Regions from separate parts of the Homo sapiens genome. Here region 1 is linked to region 2. Evidence: read pairs that join two places in POLR2A ChIA-PET (ENCODE). Cell type or tissue: HepG2. All regions are shown on one strand. Links, peaks and the distances in the headings refer to the core of each region. The heading gives the core; the rest is flanking DNA.

What was found. Peaks named below come from ENCODE experiments on the same cell type or tissue, not always from the same donor. Only the 100,000 strongest peaks of a DNase experiment are listed, where the experiment ranks them.
Region 1: POLR2A ChIA-PET joins it to region 2 with 19 read pairs; 2 of 35 experiments call an interaction of 5 or more read pairs at or near these places.

The regions. Positions count from the first base shown.
Region 1 is chr20:17,871,453-17,881,358 of GRCh38, reverse strand. It overlaps LOC105372548 (a long non-coding RNA gene), which reads right to left and starts at 8,723. Exons shown (of 4, transcript XR_937297.3): 1 at 8,639-8,723; 2 at 8,436-8,506; 3 at 2,978-3,104. RefSeq lists enhancers at 4,604-5,506, 9,505-9,906. In HepG2, for the core only: no CTCF peak of the experiment used is centred there; DNase peaks (open chromatin) are centred at 3,498, 5,868, 7,178, 7,868 and 1 weaker place; H3K4me3 peaks cover 1,909 bases.
Region 2 is chr20:17,707,154-17,717,059 of GRCh38, reverse strand. All of the region lies in intron 1 of BANF2 (BANF family member 2), which reads right to left. Among named protein-coding and RNA genes, the nearest start is that of BANF2, 12 kb to the right of the region's middle. In HepG2, for the core only: a CTCF peak has its summit at 6,730; DNase peaks (open chromatin) are centred at 6,239 and 6,750; H3K4me3 peaks cover 1,444 bases; H3K27me3 peaks cover 1,969 bases.

The sequences.
Region 1 (9,906 bases), core at 1,103-9,102, 160 kb before region 2:
TGTCCTCCCAAAGTGCTGGGATTACAGACGTGAGCCACTGCGCCCGGCCAAAGTGACAGTCTCTTAAGCACTTTGTGGACATCAACTTACTCTGAAACCTCCTGCACAATTATTTTTTTTAAAAATAATTGCTTCATTAAAATTATATACACTTATTGTGAAATTTTAAACAATGTAGAAAAATACCAAGAAGAAAGTGAAGAAAAAATGATTCAAATTCCATTATGAAGAGATCACTGTTATTAGCATTTTGGTGAACTTTATTATGGTGCTCTGTGTGTGCGTGTGTATTTATATATATTTATATTCACACCTATATATATGTATCTACACACATTTACCTACATATAGTTTTATGTAAATGGGATCATAATGTACATATTATATGTCTGTGTGTGTATATATATTTAACAATATATTAAGTTTTGGGCAGTTCAAGGTCCAGGACCTATAGATTTATTTCACTAATTCTGACAGTTGCATGGAGTTCCATTGCACTTTAAACCATCATAAATGACTGACCCAGTCCCCTGTAGCTGCATGTGGCAGCGGCTGCCACATGTTCACTCTTAAAAACAAGGCCATGGGGTCTGGGCGCGGTGGCTCATGCCTGTAATCCTAGCACTGTGAGAGGCTGAGACAGGCATATCACCTGAGGTCAGGAGTTCGAGACCAGCCTGGCCAAGATGGCAAAACCCCATCTCTACTAAAAATACAAAAATTAGTCAAGTGTCGTGGCAGGCACCTGTAATCCCAGCTACTCAGGAGGCTGAGGCTGGAGAATCGCTTGAACCTGAGAGACAGAGGTTTTAGTGAGCCGAGATTGTGCCACTGCACTCCAGCCTGGGTGACAGAGAGAGACTCTGTCTCAAAAAAACAAACAAACAAAAAACAAGGCTATGGTGAACATTCCTACAGATACACCTTTGGTGGGGAGGGCAATCCTGGGTTTCCTGTTCCCTTGTTTATAACGGAGGGGCTGAAACGTTCAGAAGCCCCGAGCAGTGGGCAGTTAGATGGGGGCATATTTCAACCCCTGGGGTTGAAGTGGTTGTTCCCAAACCTGACTGTATTTTCATTCTCCGAGGCACGTGTTGAATATCCCAACCCAAATCTCCGGGGACCCAGTCACCCTGCTGCCCTTTGCACAGGCCCCAGAGACTTGTTCTTTTTTTTTTTTTTTTTTTTAATTTTTGTTTGTAGAGATAGGGTCTTGCCATGCTGCTCAGGCTGGCCTTGAATGCCTGGGCTCGTGATCCTCCTGCCTTGGCCTCCCAAAGCGCTGGGAGTATAGGTGTGAGCCACCGAGCCCAGCTGACTTGCTTCTTTAAATTAGTTCCTAGCAGACCCACTTGTGCTTTCCTCCTTTGCCTCTGGCCCTGGGTGTCCTCTCTGAGAAGGGACAACGACAGCGCTCTGCTCTGAGGAGCTGGCTCAGTTGCCTGTCACTTGGATGATGCCTCGTGCCATAGCTTTGGACATCTCCATCAGCACTGCGTCCCCTGCCTTGCAGCACCTGACATAATGGCAGGTGCCCAACAAGTATCTTTGCATTGGATGAAAAGTCTTCTTGGCCAGGCGCAGCGGCTCACACCTGTAAACCCAGCACTTTGGGAGGCCGAGGTGGACAGATCACCTGACGTCAGGAGTTCAAGACCAGCCTGGCCAACATGGTGAAACCCTGTCTCTACTAAAAATACAAAAATTAGCCGGGTGTGGTGGTGGGTGCCTGTAATCCCAGCTACTTGGGAAGCTGAGACAGGAGAATCTCTTGAACCCAGGAGGCGGAGGTTTTAGTGAGCCGAGATCACACCACTGCACTCCAGCCTGGGCAACAAAGAGCGAAACTCTGTCTCAAAAAAAAAAAAAAAAAAAGAAAAGAAAAGTAGTTTCACATCCTTTTTTTTAAATTTCCCCTCAACATTTTATTATAAAGATTTTCAAACACACAGAAAAGTTGAATGCATTTTCCAGTGAACACCCACATATGTACCCCCTAGATGGCATTTTACTGTATCTCTTCATCACACAGCTCTGCATCTACCCATTACTTCATCTTATTGTTTTCCACCTTTCAAGGGGAGCCACAAACCTCAGTACACTTCACTCCCAAAGGTCTCCACATGTATATCATTAAGTAGCATTCAGGAATGCCTTTATAGTTCATTTTAGGTAAAATTTACATAGAGTGAAATGTTCCAATCTTAAGTGCACCATTTGCTGGATTGTGACAAATGCAGACATCTGTTAAATCAGACTCCTCCCAAGGGAAGGATGTTCCCGTCCCCTCAGAAGGTTCCTTCGTGTCCCTTGCCAGTCAGGCCACCCCCACACTGCCCCCTGCGGCAACCCCTGTTCAGGTTTTTATTTCATTATAGATGAGTGTTTCCTGTTCTAAAACTTCTTAGAAATGATTTGTACTGCAGGTGCCCTTCTGAATTCTGGCTTCTTTCCCTCCCTGTAGCGATTCTGAAATCTGTCCTCGTTGCTGTGGGTTTCAGTAGCTTGTCCCCTGCTGTTGCTGAGCGGGGTCCCCCTGTGTGCATGTACCTACCATGGGGTGTTCATCCCTCCCACTCTGTATCACTCAGCACACATTAAAACACCCTTATATACTATCTCTCACTCAACTCAATTTGCCTGAGGTCCCACTGCCAATTCAAGGGCAGTCAGGATTTGTCTCTATGTTTCCAGGCAGGGAACCCATCCAAAGGTCACCGATGAAGACCTGCCCAATCTTACTGGCCCTCCGGTGGCCTCTACTCAATCTGCCCCCTGCCCCAGCCAGCACTGCAGGGCTTCCTGACGGTGGTGGGTACGTTGGCTGCCTCGGCTTCCTCTCCTCATGTTCCCCCTTCAATTCACTGCAGGCTGGCTTTGGCTGCCCCTTCCCATCTTATCAGTCCTCCTAGTAACATCCAACGCGGCCACCCCCGCTGCTCAGAGAAACCTCCCCTCTGTTGCCCTCTGTGCTCACCCGCCTGCCTCCACGGCTGCTGCGACTCAGTTTCCTTGGCTGTCCCTCCTCTCGGTGACCTTCAGCGTTGAGGAGTCTTCAAGGTCTAGCTCTGGACAGTTGTCTCTGCTCTCTGAACTCTCACTTCCTACAAGGTTGCATCCAGAACCATGGCTTTAAATTCCACCCAGGTGCTGGTAACGCCACAGCCAGACCTTCCCTTAATTCCGGAATCTCCAGGCTTGGATAACCATAATCTCCACTTCAGGCTCAAATAATCCTCCCAAATTTAACAGCACCAGAAACAGAAGCCTTGGTTCCCCTCTCTAGTCTGATCCTGCCCTGCCCTCCCATCCCCAGTAAGTGGTCCCATGAACCCAGAGGTAGCTCAAGCCTGAAGCCTGGGGGTTGTTCTTGATTTCTCCCATGTCCTTGTCTCCTACATCTAACTTATTACCAATCCACAGAGCATCCATCTCCAAATCACATGCTTTTTTTAAACCATAGTGTGGAGGTATGATTGACACACAAAAAGCTGTAGGTTTTTTTTTTGTTTGTTTTGAGACGGAACTTTGCTCTGTCTCCCAGGCTGGAGTGCAGTGGTGTGATCTCGGCTTGCTGCAACCTCCACCTCCCAGGTTCAAATGATTCTCATACCTCAGCCTCCCGAGTAGCTGGGATTACAGGCATGAGCCACCATGCCTGGCTAATTTTTGCATTTTTAGTAGAGATGGGGTTTTACCATGTTGCCCAGGTGGTCTCAAACTCCTGACCTCAAGTGATCCACCCGCCATGGCCTCCCAAAGTGCTGGGATTACAGGCATGAGCCACCACGCCCAGCCTGTAGATATTTAATGTATACAACTTGATGGATGGAGATATGTACACACCTGCGAAAACATTCATCAAGGCCATAAACTTATCCATCACTCTAAGTGTCCTTCCGTCTCCTCTGTTTCTTTTTCATTTCCTTATGTGGTAAGAGGACTAAACATGAGATCTACTCTGTTAGCAAATGTGTAAGTGTACAGTACAGTATTGTTAATCACAGGCCCTAGTTGTACAGTAGATCTCCAGAATGTATTCATCCTGCGTAACTGAGACATTGTACCCTTTGACCAACATCACTCTGTTTCCCCCTCTTCCCAGTCCCTGGCAATCATCATTCTACTTTCTGCTTCTATGAGTTTGGCTGTTTTCCGTTCCATGTATAAGAGAGAAAGAGCAGTATTTGATTTTCTCTGTCTGAGTTACTTCAGGATCTCATCATGTCCTCCAGGTCCATCCATGTTGTCACAAATGGCAGGATTGATCCCTCTCTCCCTTCCTTCCTTCCCTCCTTTCTTCTTTCTTTCTCTTTTTTAGATACCGGGTCTCGCTCTGTTGCCCAGGCTGGAATGCAACAGTGCTGTCATAGCTCAGGGCAGCCTCCAGCTCCTGGGCTCAAGTGATCCTCCTGCCTCATCCTCTTGAGCAGTTCAAACTACAGGCATGCGCCATGATACCCGGCTAATTTTTAAATTTTTTGTAGAGACAGGATCTTGCTTTGTTGCCCAGGCTGGTCTCAAACTTCTGGTTTCAAGTGATTGATTCTCCTGCCTTGGCCTCCCAAAGTGCTGGGATTACAGGTGTGACCAACCACCCTGGCCCTGGATTTCCTTCTTTTTAAATGTCGAATAATATTCCCTCATAGGTGTATACTACAATTTCTTTATCCATTTTTCCACTGACGGACATTTAGGTTGTTTCCAGATCTTGGCCATTTGTGAGTAACACCGCAATGAACCTGGGTGCGCAGATATCATCTCTTCAAGATCCTGATTTCAGTTCCTTCAAATACAATCTTAAACCTCTCCCCTTCTTTACCCCCACTGCCACTGCCCTAGTCCTTGGGCCATGCTTAAACTACAAGTATTTCTGGTTTATCTGTAATTCAGATGTAACTGGCTGCCCTGCCTGTGAGGGGCTGCAGCCGGCTAGCACCTCCTCTCTAACCTCGTCCCCACTATGGAGTTCCTGTTCCTGCTACCCAGGCCAGGCGGGCTCAGAGTGAGCCAGGACAACCCCCTGCCTCCGCTTCTTTCCCCCTGCCTCCGCTTCTTTCCCCCTGCAGGCATCTGAGGGGGAAGCAGATCCTCTGCAACCGCGAGATCTGAGATGTCTCCGCTGCTCAGGCAGAGCGGGGTCTCTGCCCTACTGCTCAGACACAGGCGTTCCACTTGGCTTGCTGTCAAGAGACTGACTCCAGAGCTCTGATTTTAAGGATCGAGGAGACTGACATCTGTGAGGATCCCAGCAGAGGGCCTGCCTGGCTTACTCGGGGCCAGTACATGGCAGTGCCCCCTTGGTCCTCCTCATGCCTGCTTCCCCCTGGGCACAGACAGGGGCTGGGCTGGTGAGGAAGCCATTCTCCAGGGGGAGCAGATCTGACAGGACTCATTTCTCCTCTCCCTGAGCAGGCTTCTTTTAAAACTACTGCATGTTTGGCCAGGTACCGTGGTTCATGCCTGTAATCTCAGAACTTTGGGAGGCTAAGGTGGGTGGATCAGCCTGGGCAATATGGTAAAACCCTGTCTTTACAAAAAACATGGAAAAAATCAGCCTGGCATGGTGGCAAGTGCCTATAGTCTCAGCTACTCGGGATGCTGAGATGGGAGGATCACCTGAGCCCGGGAGGTTGAGGCTGTGGTGAGCCATGATCATGCCACTGTACTCCAGCCTGGGTGACAGAGTGAGACCCCGTATCAAAACAAACGAAAAAACTCCCCAAAACCCCCCACTGCATTTTAAACCATGCACAGTAGTGAGCAGTCCTGTTTCAGGGCAGTTCTGGGAATTACAAGGACAAAATCTGGCCTTCTGCCTGGTGGAGCAACGTGGGGGTGTGGACGCCTGTGTGTGAACGCCCCTCACCCACGTGGGACAAAGTCCATCCTCTGTGCCAGGCCCTGGGCAAGCCAGCCCGGCTGATCCACCTTGCTCCTCCCCCTCTCTTCTTTGTGTTCCCTGCAAACTCCTGCCAAGTTTGCAAGCAGAAAGAGCTGACGGTTTGGGGTTGTGCAGAACATTCCTTTCTAGAATAGAAGTCAGCTGGTGGGGAAGCAGATGCCCCTTACTCTCGGTGCCTCAACTTCCTCATTGGCCTAACGGGGCTTAGGAATTCTGCCTGCTTCTCCTGGAGAGCACAGGGGACCCACCAGGCCCCCAGTGCTCAGTAAGAGGGGTACCTTCTGTCCATGCAAGTGGCCCTCCTTTGAGACCCAGCGCCCGACTGCCCAACAACTTGGAGCTGTTTCCTCCTTGTTCGTAGCACTTTCTGGCCTCTTCCCTTGCCGTCTTCAGTGGGTGGCATGGTGGCCCTTTCTCTTTACATTTTTTTCTGGCACTAGAATCTGAGCTCCTTGATCTGCAGGGATTGTGGTTTCCCCACACAGTGCCTGGCACACAGATAGTGCTCAATAAATGCTCACCACGGCAGAATTTAACTGTCTTTGAGGTATCCAGAATATAGAGACAGGTTCCTCCAGCTTCCTACTCCCTCAGGCCTATTCTAAAACAAAACCTGAATTTCTGTCCCTGAAGGCAGGTCCTCCTTTAGCCAACTGCAGGTCTCCTTAGGAAGAGTAAGATTCCAAGTCCTAATTTATCCTTTTTATACCTAAGGTGGATCAGCCCTGATTTTATGCTGGGACCTTTACTTGTACTATTTTATTTAATCCTCAAGATAACCCTATGAAGTAGGTACTGTTAATATCATCCCCATTTTACAGATGCAAAAACTGAGGACCAGAGAGATTAGGCAACTTGCCCAAAGTCACACAGCCAGCAAGCAGTGCACAAGGGATTTGAACCCAGACCCTTCTGATACCAGAGCGAATGCCCTTGAACCTCTGGGCTACACTGCCTGAGGGCTGCAGGGCTCTAAAGGGATAAGGAAGGAAGCTTGGAGGGACTGAGTGCCAGGGGAGTGAGAGGGGTGTGTGTATGAGTGTGTGGGTGGGTGGGGCTTTGCAGGGAGGCGGTTGCTACAGAGGGGCAGGGGAAGGGGGGTGCTGGAACGTGGGGAAGGTAGACAGAGGAGCCCCAGAAGCAGTCAGCTGTGCTGACGATGGATGGGGCAGGAGAAGAGAAACCCCAGGCAAGGGAGGTGAAGCTCTGAGCGGCCACACCAAGCTCTCCCTCCTGCCCAGGGCACAGCGCCAGGCCTTACTTTTGAAGCTAACGAGAAGCAGATGAAGGAGTGGGATGGGCTAGAGGCGGAGACTGCCTCTGCTACGTGGCACCCCTCGGCAAGCCTGGAGCTTCTGCCAGCGGCCAAGAGTGGGGCAGGGCCTTGCAGCTGGACTGTGGGTCTCCCTCAGGGTTTACTACAGCTTGGACTTGCCAGTGCAAGAGGGTGGATCTTATTCAAAGATAGGTTCAAACATTAGCAGCCTCAGTGAACGATGCAGCCTGGGCTCCATGGAGTTGCTACCACCCATAAGAGGGTGTCCCTCCTGCCATGGGCTTCCCTTTCCTTCCCTGACACATGGACAATCCAGCCCACAGGTCTGAGCCCCCCAGAGCAGCTGGCTCCCAGGCTGCGCCATCCCTTCCAGGGAGGGGTGGGAGTGGGTAGTGCAGGTGCTTGGAAGCCAGAGGGGTGGCTCTGAAGGGATAGCTAGGATTCAGGATCCAGGGAGAGCACTGGGGGCTGGGGTGGCAGCCCCCTGTGGGCCAGGACTGGGTGTGTTGGTGACAGCAGCATCCGCAGCACCTTGCATGGTGTGCCTAGTCGATGCATAATCAACACTTTAGTTACGTCACATAACGGCTCTGTAAACAGGATCTGGAATCAGCCATGGGCTTGAACCTCAGTCCCACTATTACTAGCTCAGCAGAGGGCTTGACCCCCCTCCCCAACTTTTTTAGTGACAGGGTCTTGCTCTGTCACTCAGGCTGGAGCGCAGTGGCATGATCATAGTTCACTGCAGCCTTGAACTTGTGGGCTCAGGCGATATTCCAGCTTCAGCCTCCGGAGTAGCTGGGATTATAGGCGTGTGCCACCACACCTGGCTAATTTTTAAATTTTTTGTAGAAATGAGGTTTCACTTTGTTATCCAGGCTAGTCTTGAACTTCTGGGCCCACGTGATCCTCCCGCCTTGGCCTCCCAAAGTGCTGGAATTACAGGCACGAGCTACTGTGCTTGGCCAGGGCTTAACCTCTTTAAGCTTCCATTTTCCTATCCGAGGCTTCCAACTCAGGCAGCTCTGAGCCAGCTCTGAACCAGTCACGACTTGCTGCCTCTTAAAGGTGCAGAGCTCAGCACAGTGCCTGGCACATAGTAAGTGCTTAGTAAAAGCCATCATGGACATTTAATTCACAAACAGGTGGAGGATGCAGCAGAGTGTCCTGGGTCTTCCTGAAAGAAGTGAAGTGATGGCATTTTGTACTTTTCATCATTCATTCATTCAATCTTCATTCAACTCTCCTACAAACCTGGCCTAAAATGCAGGCAGAGTTGGTGTTGGGGAAGGAGATGGCTGTGGGTCCATTATACTCCATGAAGCCTGTTTGAGGGAAAGAAGCAGAGAGCCCTTCAAGTGAACCGGAGGGAGACGGGCTCCTATTAGGAAACCCTGGACTCAGGGAACTGATTACCAGAGGAGCCTCACAGCAGCCTCCTGGGAACGGAAGGTTACCAGGCAATCCGGGGCTGGGTCACTTCTCTGCCGGCCTGTGCTAGTCTCCCTGCGCACTGACTATCCCCGCGAGACTCTTCTGCTCCCCCAAACTCAGCATGCAACAGACTACGGGTTGCCGTGGTAACAACCAGGGCTCCAGTTTTATATGTTCTTACCACTTCCGGGTCAATACCACTTCCAGGTCAATACCACACCCGGGTCAATACTACCTGACTGTGGTTGGGTCTTTTTGAGTTCAAATTCTGTCGCCCTCTCATAAGTGGGGGGGCTATCTGTCTCAAACCTGATAGTTTGCTTCTTCCTCATCAGCAAGAAGGGGGATCACACTCCCAAAAAAGGTAGGCACGCAAAATTGTCTCCTATGAACAGAACAAAAGACCAGCACCTCCCAGCAGCCTTTTCAGATAACTATCTTCACACCATTTACACCATCTTTATTTATCCTCTTACCTCTCTTTCTCCAGGACTGTTAAGAAGCTGAGAGCCACAGTAAAAAGCCACAAGGATGTCCCAAGTTACATTTCCAACCTTGTCACCTGCTTCCTTCACAAACCCACTTTTCTGGGCAGAAAAGTGCACCCTGCCAGCAGAACACGCCTGGTTCCTTCCTCCCTCCAAACTTCCGCCCACACTCGCCTCTGTAGCCTCTGTAGCCAGATGTGCTCCTCTTCATATCATTTTTTTTTTTTTTCTTGAGAAAGTTTCTTGCTCTGTTGCTCAGGCTGGAGTACAGTGGCATGATCATGGCTCACTGCCACCTTGACCTCCTGGGCTCAGGCGATCCTCCCACTTCAGTCTCCAGAATAGCTGGGACCACAGGTGCACACCATGCCCAACTAATTAAAAAAAAATATTTTTTTGTAGAGACGAGCTCTCACCATGTTTCCCAGACTGGTCTAGAATGCCTGGGCTCAAGCGATCCTCCCTCCTCAGCCTCCCAAAGTGGTGGTATTACAGGTGTGATACCTAATTCAAGAGTTAAATAACATTAAAGAATAATTTGGAGGCTCCCTCCCAGCCTCCAAATCTTCACCAGCCCTCAAAATTAAGCTCAACTTCTGTCTCCTCCAAGAATTTTCCACAGGATTCCAATCTGGAGGGATCAGTGTCCTCTAAGTGTAGCCTTTATTGACTCTTCCACCATTTGGTCTCCTATATTACCATCAGGAAAAATTAGTAAAAGACTTTCAAATGGACAAAAAAGAGCAAATGTCACTGAATGTCCAGCCTAGAGCACTCTTCCAGTTTATCACTGCCTTCCATTG
Region 2 (9,906 bases), core at 1,333-9,332:
ATGATCAGTGTTTCATAGAGAAAGAATGAAAATGAGGGTGGCTGGCCTGGTGCCATCACTCACTCCTGTAATCCCAACAATTTGGGAGGCCAAGGCAGGAGGATTATCACTTGAGCCCAGGAGTTCAAGACCAGCCTGGGCAACCAAGTGAGACCCCGTCTCTCTTTTCTTTTTCTTTTTTCTTTCTTCCTTTCTTTCTTTTTTTTTTTTTTTTTTTTGAGATGGAGTCTTGCTCTGTCACTCAAGCTGAAGTGCAGTGGCACAATCTTGGGCTCACTGCAACCTCCGCCTCCTGGGCTCAAGAGATTCTCCCGTCTCAGCCTCCCGAGTAGCTGGGACCACAGATGCATGCCGCACCACCTGGCTCGGGGTTTCACCATGTTGCCCAGGCTGGCCTTGACCTCCTGAGGTCAAGTGATCCACCCTCCTCGGCCTCCCAAAGGGCTAGGATTACAGGTGTGAGCCACTGCACCTGACCTGTCTCTTTCTTTAAAAAAAAAAATAGAAAGGAAAGACGGGTGAGCCTGGGCAACATGCCACAACCTTGTCTTTACAAAAATTAGCCAGGCATGGTGGCACACACCTGTGGTCCCAGATACTTGGGCGGCTGAGGTGGGAGAATTGCTTGGGCCTGGGGAGGTCAAGGCTGCAGTGAGCCGTGGTCGTACCACTGCACTCCAGCCTAGGGGAGACCCTGTCTCAAAAAAGAAAAAAAAGGAAAAGAAAAGAAGGGGGGTAACCTTCCTATAACACTGAAGGTCGGACTCTGAGGAGCCCTCTCCCACCTAGGCTGTTAAGGGTCTGAGGAGACCCTGTCAGGCTGCACTCATACACCGGAGGGAGAAATGCCTCCATTTTGGATGGAAGCTCATGGCCTCAAGAGCTTCCACAGGGCTCCATTTTGTACAGTCCACTCAGGAACTACTTTTCAGGGTGTACCACGCTCACCACAGTATCCTGGGGCAGGCAAGTGACCACCCCTCACCTTCTTGGGCCACATGAGTCACTTTCTGTGAGGGCTGCTCGGCGGGTGGGAACTGAGCCTACCGTGGTCATGGTCACCACAGTTGTGGAGAGCTCACCTGAGAAAGAAGCCAGGGTGGAGGAAAGCAGCTCTGAGAGAAGGGAAGAGACAGAGTCCCCAGTAATCATTTGCAGGCCTGGATTTAGACATGCCTGACGGCGACTACCCTTGGACTTTTCAATTATGTCAGGCAAAAATAAACAAAATAGTCATTTTTGCTTACTTCAGTTTAAGTTAGGATTGTGCCTTTTATAACAGAGTTCTAACTGATGACCCCTAATACTCATTCACTCACTCACTCATCCAACAAGTGTTTGTGGCACACGCTTTGTGTACCGAGCACTGTGCTGGGCACAAAGGCCTCCCCATTCCACCCAGAGTGCTGGGGCAGGGTCAGGCCCATGGCTTAGGCATCAGGAATGAAAGAAATCACTTTCTAATGACCACTAATGCTCGTTGTTCAAAAATAAAGTAATATTTGCCTTCCTTGCCGTTAGCTCCGATTCTGCAATGGGGAACAAGATTTTTTCTTTCTCCGCTCCTTGTTGGCTGTCTTACACATGGCCCTTTGATTATACATCCTTATCTTGATGGGTCTACAGGTGATGAATAACCAAATACATTCAACAGTTCCTCAGACATTCACTGAGTGCCATCTGTGTGCAAGGCCTTGAGCTAAGTGCATGAACCCTCAGGACGATGTCTTCTGCAGATACCTCTCCCAGAGAAAACAGAACCAGCCCACGGCAGGGCACACCACACACGGTGTACTAGCCATAAGGAGGCATTCCCAAAGGCAGGGCTCACCTTTTCAGGGAACTAGGAAGGAGGTGGCGGCTCAGCTTCATGGACTCTGGGTCTGGAGGTTCCTGTTAACTCCTGCTGGAGGAGCTGGGCTGAGGGTAGGAGATCCTTGTCTGACCTTAGCTCCACCAATGACCAGCAGAGCGACATTGGGCCTGTCACCTCCATTTCTTATTTATAAGATCAGCGTTAAATTCACTGACCTCATCCTTCTGGTTCCTTCCTATGTTTTGTCTCTGTTCATTTACAGTCTCTAGATGGTATAAAATTCATACAGGTCCACAATCCCTAAGCTACCATTTTCATATCCAAATGGCTCTGAAATCCAGAAATTCTTTTTGGGGGCACAGGGCGGGGAGACTTACTTGGCAGCAAATGCTGGCCTGAACTGACATGAGGCTATTTATAGTCTTTATTATCCCAGTTAGTGTGAATATTTATACACTCCACCACAGGAATATTAATGGGTTTACAGGGTGCTGAGCCAGGCTCCACTAGGAATGTTCTGTAATATACAAAAGAGGCATCACATTGCCCATTTTTTCAAAAAAAAAAATTTTGAATTCCCTAGAACTTCTGGCCCCAGCAATTCTAAGTAAGGTTTCATGGATGTGTGCTAAGATCACCATGCCTGCAGCCAAGGCAAACTGCAACGATCCATGAAGAAGCCAGCTTGTCTCCCAGCTTGTGCAGCCTCCACCTTCCTTGTCCCATGACTCTGTCTCCCAACCTTTGTGAATAGAATTGTCCCTTGTCTATAAAATTCCATCTAGGCTGGACATACTTGTCTGATAGTGGTTCTAGCCAGGACTATTTCTGGTTGCATTTTTCCTTCATGAAAATATTCCCTTCCCTTTGGGGTCCTGTTATCTGCAAAGGATCAGGAGCTGATGAAATAGAATAAGTCATATAAAGAATGGACAAGCATATTAGTTCACCCTTCATGGATGAGATATCTGCATTTGTAATAGATGTATTTTTTTTCACCTTTTATTCTTCTTTTTCTTTCTTTCTTTCTTTTTTTTTTTTTTTTTGACAGAGTCTCACTCTGTCGCCCAGGCTGCTGGAGTGCAGTGGTACAATCTCGGCTCACTACAATCTCTGCCTCCCGGGTTCTTGTACCTAAGCCTGCCAAGTAGCTAGGATTATAGGCACCTGTCACCATGCCTGGCTAATTTTTGTATTTTTAGTAGAGACGGGGTTTCATCATGTTGGCCAGGCTGGTCTTGAACTCCTGACCGCAGGTGATCTGCCTGCCTCGACCTCCCAAAGTGTTGGGATTACAGGCATGAGCCACTGTGCCCAGACCACTTTTTATTCTTAATTGTGGTAAAATACACAACTTAAATTTTTACCATCTTAACATTTATTTATTTATTTATTTATTTTTTATTTTTGAGATGGAGTCTCAGTCTGTCACCCAGGCTGGAGTGCAGTGGCCTGATTATAGCTCACTGCAGTCTCGAACTCCCAGGTTCAAGCAATCCTCTTGCTTCAGCCTGGTGAGTAGCTGGGACTACAGGCACGAGCCACCACACCCGGGTAATTTTTTAATATTTTTGTAAAGATGAGGTCTTGCTATGTTGCCCAGGCTGGTCTCAAACTCCTGGCCTCAAGCAATCCTCCTGCCTCTGCTTTCCAAAGTGCTGGGATTATTACAGCCATAAGCCACTGCGCCTGGACTATCTTAGTCATCTGCAAGTGTACAGTGCAGTAGTGTTCAATGTACTCACGTTGTTGGGCCAATCTTCAGAACATTCTCATATCCAATAAACAACTCCCCATTTCCCCCTCCTCATAGCCCCTGACAAACACCATTCCACTTTCTGTCTTTATGAAGCTGACTACTTTAGATGCCTCATGGAAGTGGAATCACACAGGGGTTGTCTTTTGGTGACTGGCCTATTTTACTCAGCTTGATGTCCTCAAGGTGCATCCATGCAACAGGATCTCTCTCTCTCTCTCTCTCTCATTCTTTCTTTTTAAAATGGAGTCTTGCTCATCACCAGGCCGGAGTGCAATCATAGCTCACTGCAGCCTTGAACTCCGGGGTCAAGTGATCCTCCATCCTCCTGCCTCAGCCTCCCTAGTAGCTGGGACTACAGATATGCACCACCATGCTCAGCTAATTTTTTAATTTTTTCGTAGAGATCGGGGGGTCTCCCTAAGTTGCCCAGGCTGGTCTTGAACTCCTGGCCTCAAGCAATCCTCCCTCCTTGATCTCCCAAAATATTAGGATTACAGGCATGAGCCACCATGCCCGGCCAGGATTTTTCCTCTTTCTAAGACTAAACAACATTCCATTGTATACACCACATTTTGCTCCTCCATTCATCCATCATGGGAAGCTGGGTTGCTTCCACCATCTGGCCATTGTTACTAATGCTGCTATAAACGTAGGGGCACTGTAACATATTTCTAAACCTCTCAATATACACCCCCTTATGAGTACAGCATTCTGATCCCGCCTCTCTCTGCCATTATTACCCCACAGAGAAGGGGAAAGCAATGTTGTCTCGGGAGGGAGAAGGAGTTTCCCCAGAAGACAGGAAGGGAGAATCTACCTTCTCTGCCCCATGGATTCTAGAAAGAGGAAGAAGGCTCACCTCATTATCCGCACTACCCTCCCAGGGAAGGTGGAAGAGAAAAGAAAGATGAACGTTCATGGGCACGGGGCTTGAACTTCCCTACCTGAACAAACATCCAGAAGTGGGCAGACTCTTTAGATTCCAGTGGGTAGAGTCAGGAAGGTTGTCGGGCTGTGGGAATGGTGCATGGGACTTGGTGGCTTGCCTTCCAGGACTTGGCAGGAGATGACAACAACAGTCACTTCTGAAGTGTCTTGGGCAACAATGTAGCAGCAGTAAACAGTGGCTGGGAAGATAAGCTTGAGGCAGTGCCCTTGGTTTTTGCAGCAAAAAGTTCAGGGCAAGATAGGGCCGAAGATGCTTTAAGGCCTGATGGGTGAACTGAAGCCTGGAGTCAGGAGGAAGAAGTCCCATGCATGGGGACCTCACAACCATGGGCAAATGTCCAGGCCACAGGCTGCAGCAGTGGAAACTAAGATAGCCCTAAAAGACAAAAAGGGACTGGTCACCCCTCCATGGCAAGGAGCAGATTCCAGCAGCCGCACTGCCACAGGCTCAGGCCATCATCCTGCAGATTCCGTGGGTATTCAAAGTCCCCTCTCCCCACTGCCTTGAAGACACAGTCAGCACCTGTCTCCACACCCACCTGGCAGCCATCACTCTTTAGGAAGGACGGAGGAGGGGCAGAGCAGTCCCTAAGGAGACCGCACCTCCCAACAGGGACTCTCTAACACGGCCTGGAGAGAATCTGACTATTCCATTGCAAGGAGACAGAGAGTAGTAGGTGCCATTGGTGCCATGCGCAGGTCTCCTTGACCAGCTGGTGCACCCAGCTGCTACAAGTGTTGCAGGGAACCTCAATGCGTGGTTGTGGCTTTCTCTGGACTGTCACCTCTGCCGTGGAAGCTGCTACACCTGGAGACACCTGGGAGGTGCAAGGCCCAGGCCTCTGCCTAAGAGCAACTAATGGCTTGCGGATGTGGAAGCACAAAACCCTAACCCCCTTGTCTCAAGGTGGAGCCAACTCCCTGGTACCATTCCGGCTCCAGAGCCCCCCAGGGGGTCAGGTAGAAGCTGAGTGCCCCTGGTGCACACCTCTCAGCTCCTCCCCTGCCCTCTCCTGCTTCCTTCACCAGGTCAGGGGCACCGGAACCCGGCTCTCAGGCTCTGCTTCCAGGGAACCCCACCCAACACATACATAATTTGCAGCTACTCTGTTCTTACCACATTGTGTGGAGGTGTCTAAGAATAAAGAATCGTATTTTCTTTATACGGGTAAGTGTGGTGAGAGTGAATCTGTAACTGACTCCACTGTGCAGTTAAACAATGTCTTCAGGCAAAAGTGACTCTCATGAGGGCTTTACAGGCCCTGGAGGGGGGCCCCGGGGGAGGCCATCTGGGGGCAGGCAAGTGGCTCCACACTGGCCTTTGCCTGCAGGAGGATTGCTGTGCTCATCTCTAACCCAGACCTCCCAGGAGGTTTGTTCTCCGTTCCCACCAGAGTAGGGTTGCCAGATTTAGGTAATAAAAATGTCAGATGCCCAGTGAAATTTGAATTTCAGATAAACACAACATAACTTTTTAGTATAAGTATGGCCCAAGTATTTCACAGACTGTACTTATACAGAAGGGGCTTTTTCTTGTTTATCTGAAATGTAAATTTCACTGGGCATCCTGATTTCATCTGGCGGCGCCCCCGCCCCCGCCCCAACACTCCCACACAGTCTGACTCAGCAGAAGCCCCCAGATCTGCCCACACACCCAGCCCTGGGTTGCTGCGGGAACTGCAAGGGTCCAAAGTTCTTCCTGCTGGGATTCCACTCCTGGCTCAGCCGCCGTTAGGCCGGCCAGTTATTCTACCCTCTCTGGATCTGATGAAAGCCACAGACTGACGAGGCTCGAAGCTAAAGGGGAAACAAGATGATAATACACAGCTTGGGAGATCACTGCAGCAGCTTGTCACTCAGAAGTCACCTCGGAGGCAAGCACTAGTCTGGATGTCAGCTTGTCCCTGCTCACATGGAAAGAAGGTCTGGTGCCAGCCTGGGCTCACCCCGGGACTAGAAACAGAATAAGGATCACAGGCAAGCGGGAGAAATGGAACCGAATTGAGCTGGCGAGTAAGGGGGCTCATGGTGGCTGAGCGCCTACTACGTGCCTGCCTCTGTATGGCCATTGTCATGCATAGTCCTCAAAACGAATTCTGCAACATTAGAGAATTGTTCCTATTTTAAGAGATGTGAAAATGGAGGCCCGAAGAGGCAAAGGGGGCCACCTATCTAGTAAAAGGCAGTGATGAGCTGCAGGCTGAGGTCTGGGTGGTTCCAAAGACCAGCTCTTCCCTCTCCAGGACAGGAGTCAGAACAACAAGGACAGTTTTAGCAGACGCTGTCCCTGCCCTGCCCATGTCCCCCCCAGGGCTCATGGTTTCCATGGTGGCTCTTCGCCCTGCAAGTGGACAGGGCTGGGGACGAGACACCTTGGGAGCAGCCCTCGGCCAGGATGTGAGTAGGTGGGTAAGTACCCAGCCCCACACCCCTCAGGTGGCACAGCTCTGGGGCCTGTCCCACATTAGGTGATATCCAGACATCCCCAGTGGGAGGGAGCCCCCAGTGCTCATGGCAGTAACTGCTCAAGGCCACCTTCCCTTCCCGGTCTCACATCCTCACTCCCTTCCTCATGGGACCAGGAACCCTTTCCATATCAACTACTTGCACTGCAATTAGATGATCAGGTCAGCAACTGGGAAACCCACCTAAGAGAGCGGCTCATGCTTATCCAGGCTTACCAAGGCACCGTGCTAAGCTCCGCACCAAGATCATCTCATTTCATCCACCCACCTGCCCTTGGGATGAGATAGCTTCTATGATTATCCCATTTCACAGATAAGATAAATTAACTGACCTATGGCATTGCCAGGCCTCAAACCGAGTGGGCCTCAGCCTAATATCTGTGTTCTCAACCACTGAGATATTAAGCAAGGCTTCCATTGAGCTTCTGGGCAATCATTTTCCCTCCTTCTAGCTTTGGACTGACTTCCTCTGCTTGGGTGCACATATAAACAGGAGATGCAGCAGTTGGCTGCCCCAAAACAAAGGGGCATCTTGTGTACAGGTGGAGCTGTGCAGTGGTGCAGTGTTTTAAGCATTGCCTTCATTCCACTCATAGGATATCGAAGGCCCACGTGCCATGTATTCACCTCCTGTTCTTTGCTGGACAGAATGCCTCGCCCAAGATTTAATTTTCCTTCATTCCTCTGCTCTCACATTTTGTGTGTCCTGCCCTTGCCTGCTAGGCCTCAGTGCGGTGGTTCTGGATCCTCCTAAGGACCAAGGCATCTGAGTTCCTCCAGCCCTCCAGGTCCACATGTCTCCAGATAGGAGGGTGTGAGTATGTGCTTCTGTGAGTCTCAGTTCAGAAATCGGCTCTAAGTGACTTGCCTGATCTTCCCAAATGCAAAGACCTACTTAAGACCCTTTCAAAAGAAAATCACTAGGCTTGTTGGCTCTGGCTTCAGAAAAGGGGCCTGAGCAAGAGTTCTATCTGTTTGATTTGTCTCCATTCAAAGCCACATTCTCAAGGTTATAAAGAAAGGATTTCCCAGATTGTCATTGCTTTCATTGATTGCATTATCACCTGAGCAGTATCTTGCAGAAACTATAGATAGGAGTTTCAGTAATTTCTAAATAGCTTTTGGTGTTTTATAACATCAGAAGATAAGCTTGCCATTTGTAAACATGCGCTTGGACAAACAACATACACGCATTCCTTAGGAGGAAAAGAATCTGTTTCTGGGCCTGGGAAGGGTGGTGTTCCGCCTCTACTAAGGGTCAGTTTCAACACTGGATTGTTGGGAAAGAGTTTAAGCTGGAAAAAAGATCTCGGTTTCAATGATCTTCTTAAAATCAGCCACCCTTTGAGCATCTATTAAAAGTTCAAATCACGGGTTGCAAATGAAAAAGCCAGAGGGACAAGGCAAATTAAAAAAATAAAGCAGTGAAGAAAACAGTGCAAGGGCGCTGATAAAAGAGGACCAACATTGGACATCCACTGAGGAGGTCACAAAAGTGCTATGGACTGTGTAGCTGACTGAGGTCCCAGACCCCATCTAAAGGAGGCCACCCCTTTCTGGAATGTGGGTCCCATGTGACTGGCTCTTCTGAGTCTTTTCAAGAGAAGCCCAACGTTTAGATTTTTATGTACTAGTATCCAATTTTTAAATGTTGGGAAATCATTCAAATATTCATAATGCTGTATGGACCCAACAAAACAAAGCCATGCCACGGTTTGTCTCTCCTGCTATGGACCTTCCTTCAAGAAAAATGCCCCCTTGCACATATAAATACAATTTGACATCATATTTCAGGCTTTTGTGGATCAGGGATCTCAGGTTTTTTTCTGTTTGTTTTTGTTTTTGTTCGAGACATATCACTTTGTCACCCAGGCTAGAGTGCAGTGGCATGATCTCAGCTCACCACAACCTCTGCATCCTGGTTTCAAGTGATTCTTCTGTCTCAGCCTCTCGAGTAGCTGGGATTACAGGCATGCACCGCAACACCTGGCTAATTCTTTTTGGTTTTTTTTTTTTTTTTTTTTTGATTTTTAGTAGAGACAGGGTTTCACCATGTTGGCCAGGCTGGTCTCAAACTCCTGACCTCAAGTGATCCATCTGCCTTGGCCTCCCAAAATGCTAGGATTACAGGCATGAGACACCGTGTCCAGCCCGTAGTCAAGTTTTGATTCTTAAAAAACAATCTTGGCTGGGGCTGGGTGCAGTGGCACACGCCTGTAATCCCAGCACTTTGGGTGGCCAAGGTGGGTGGATCATCTGAGGTCAGAAGTTCGAGACCAGCCTGAGTAACATGGTGAAACTTCGTCTCTACTAAATACAAAAAAATTAGCCGGGTGTGGTGGCACATGCCTGTAATCCCAGCTACTCGGGAAGCTGAGGCAGGAGAATCACTTAAACCCAGGAGGTGGATGTGGCAATGAGCCGAGATCGTGCCATTGCACTCCAGCCTGGGCAATAAGAGCAAAACTCCATCTCAAAAAAAAAGTATATATATATATAGGATCAGGTCATTCTCATCTTGAACCTTGGACATGGTTTCCCTGGGACATGTTCTGACCTTCCCTGTGAAAAATATCTACAAACAGTGACTGCCATTCTTGCCTCTGCTGTACTTCCATCTTCCTACTCGGGGACCACATGCTACTCCCAGCATCTTCCCTTAAATCCTTACTGGGATTTTCTTTTTTTTGACACAGAGTCTCGCTCTGTCCCCCAGGCCAGAGTGCAGTGGTGCGATCTCGGTTCACTGCAAGCTCCACCTCCTGGGTTCACGCCATTCTCCTGCCTCAGCCTCAGTAGCTGGGACTGCGCCTGCCACCATGCCCGGTTAATTTTTTGTATTTTTTTTTTTTAGTAGAGATGGGGTTTCACTGTGTTAGCCAGGATGGTCTCAATCTCCTGACCTCGTGATCTGCCTG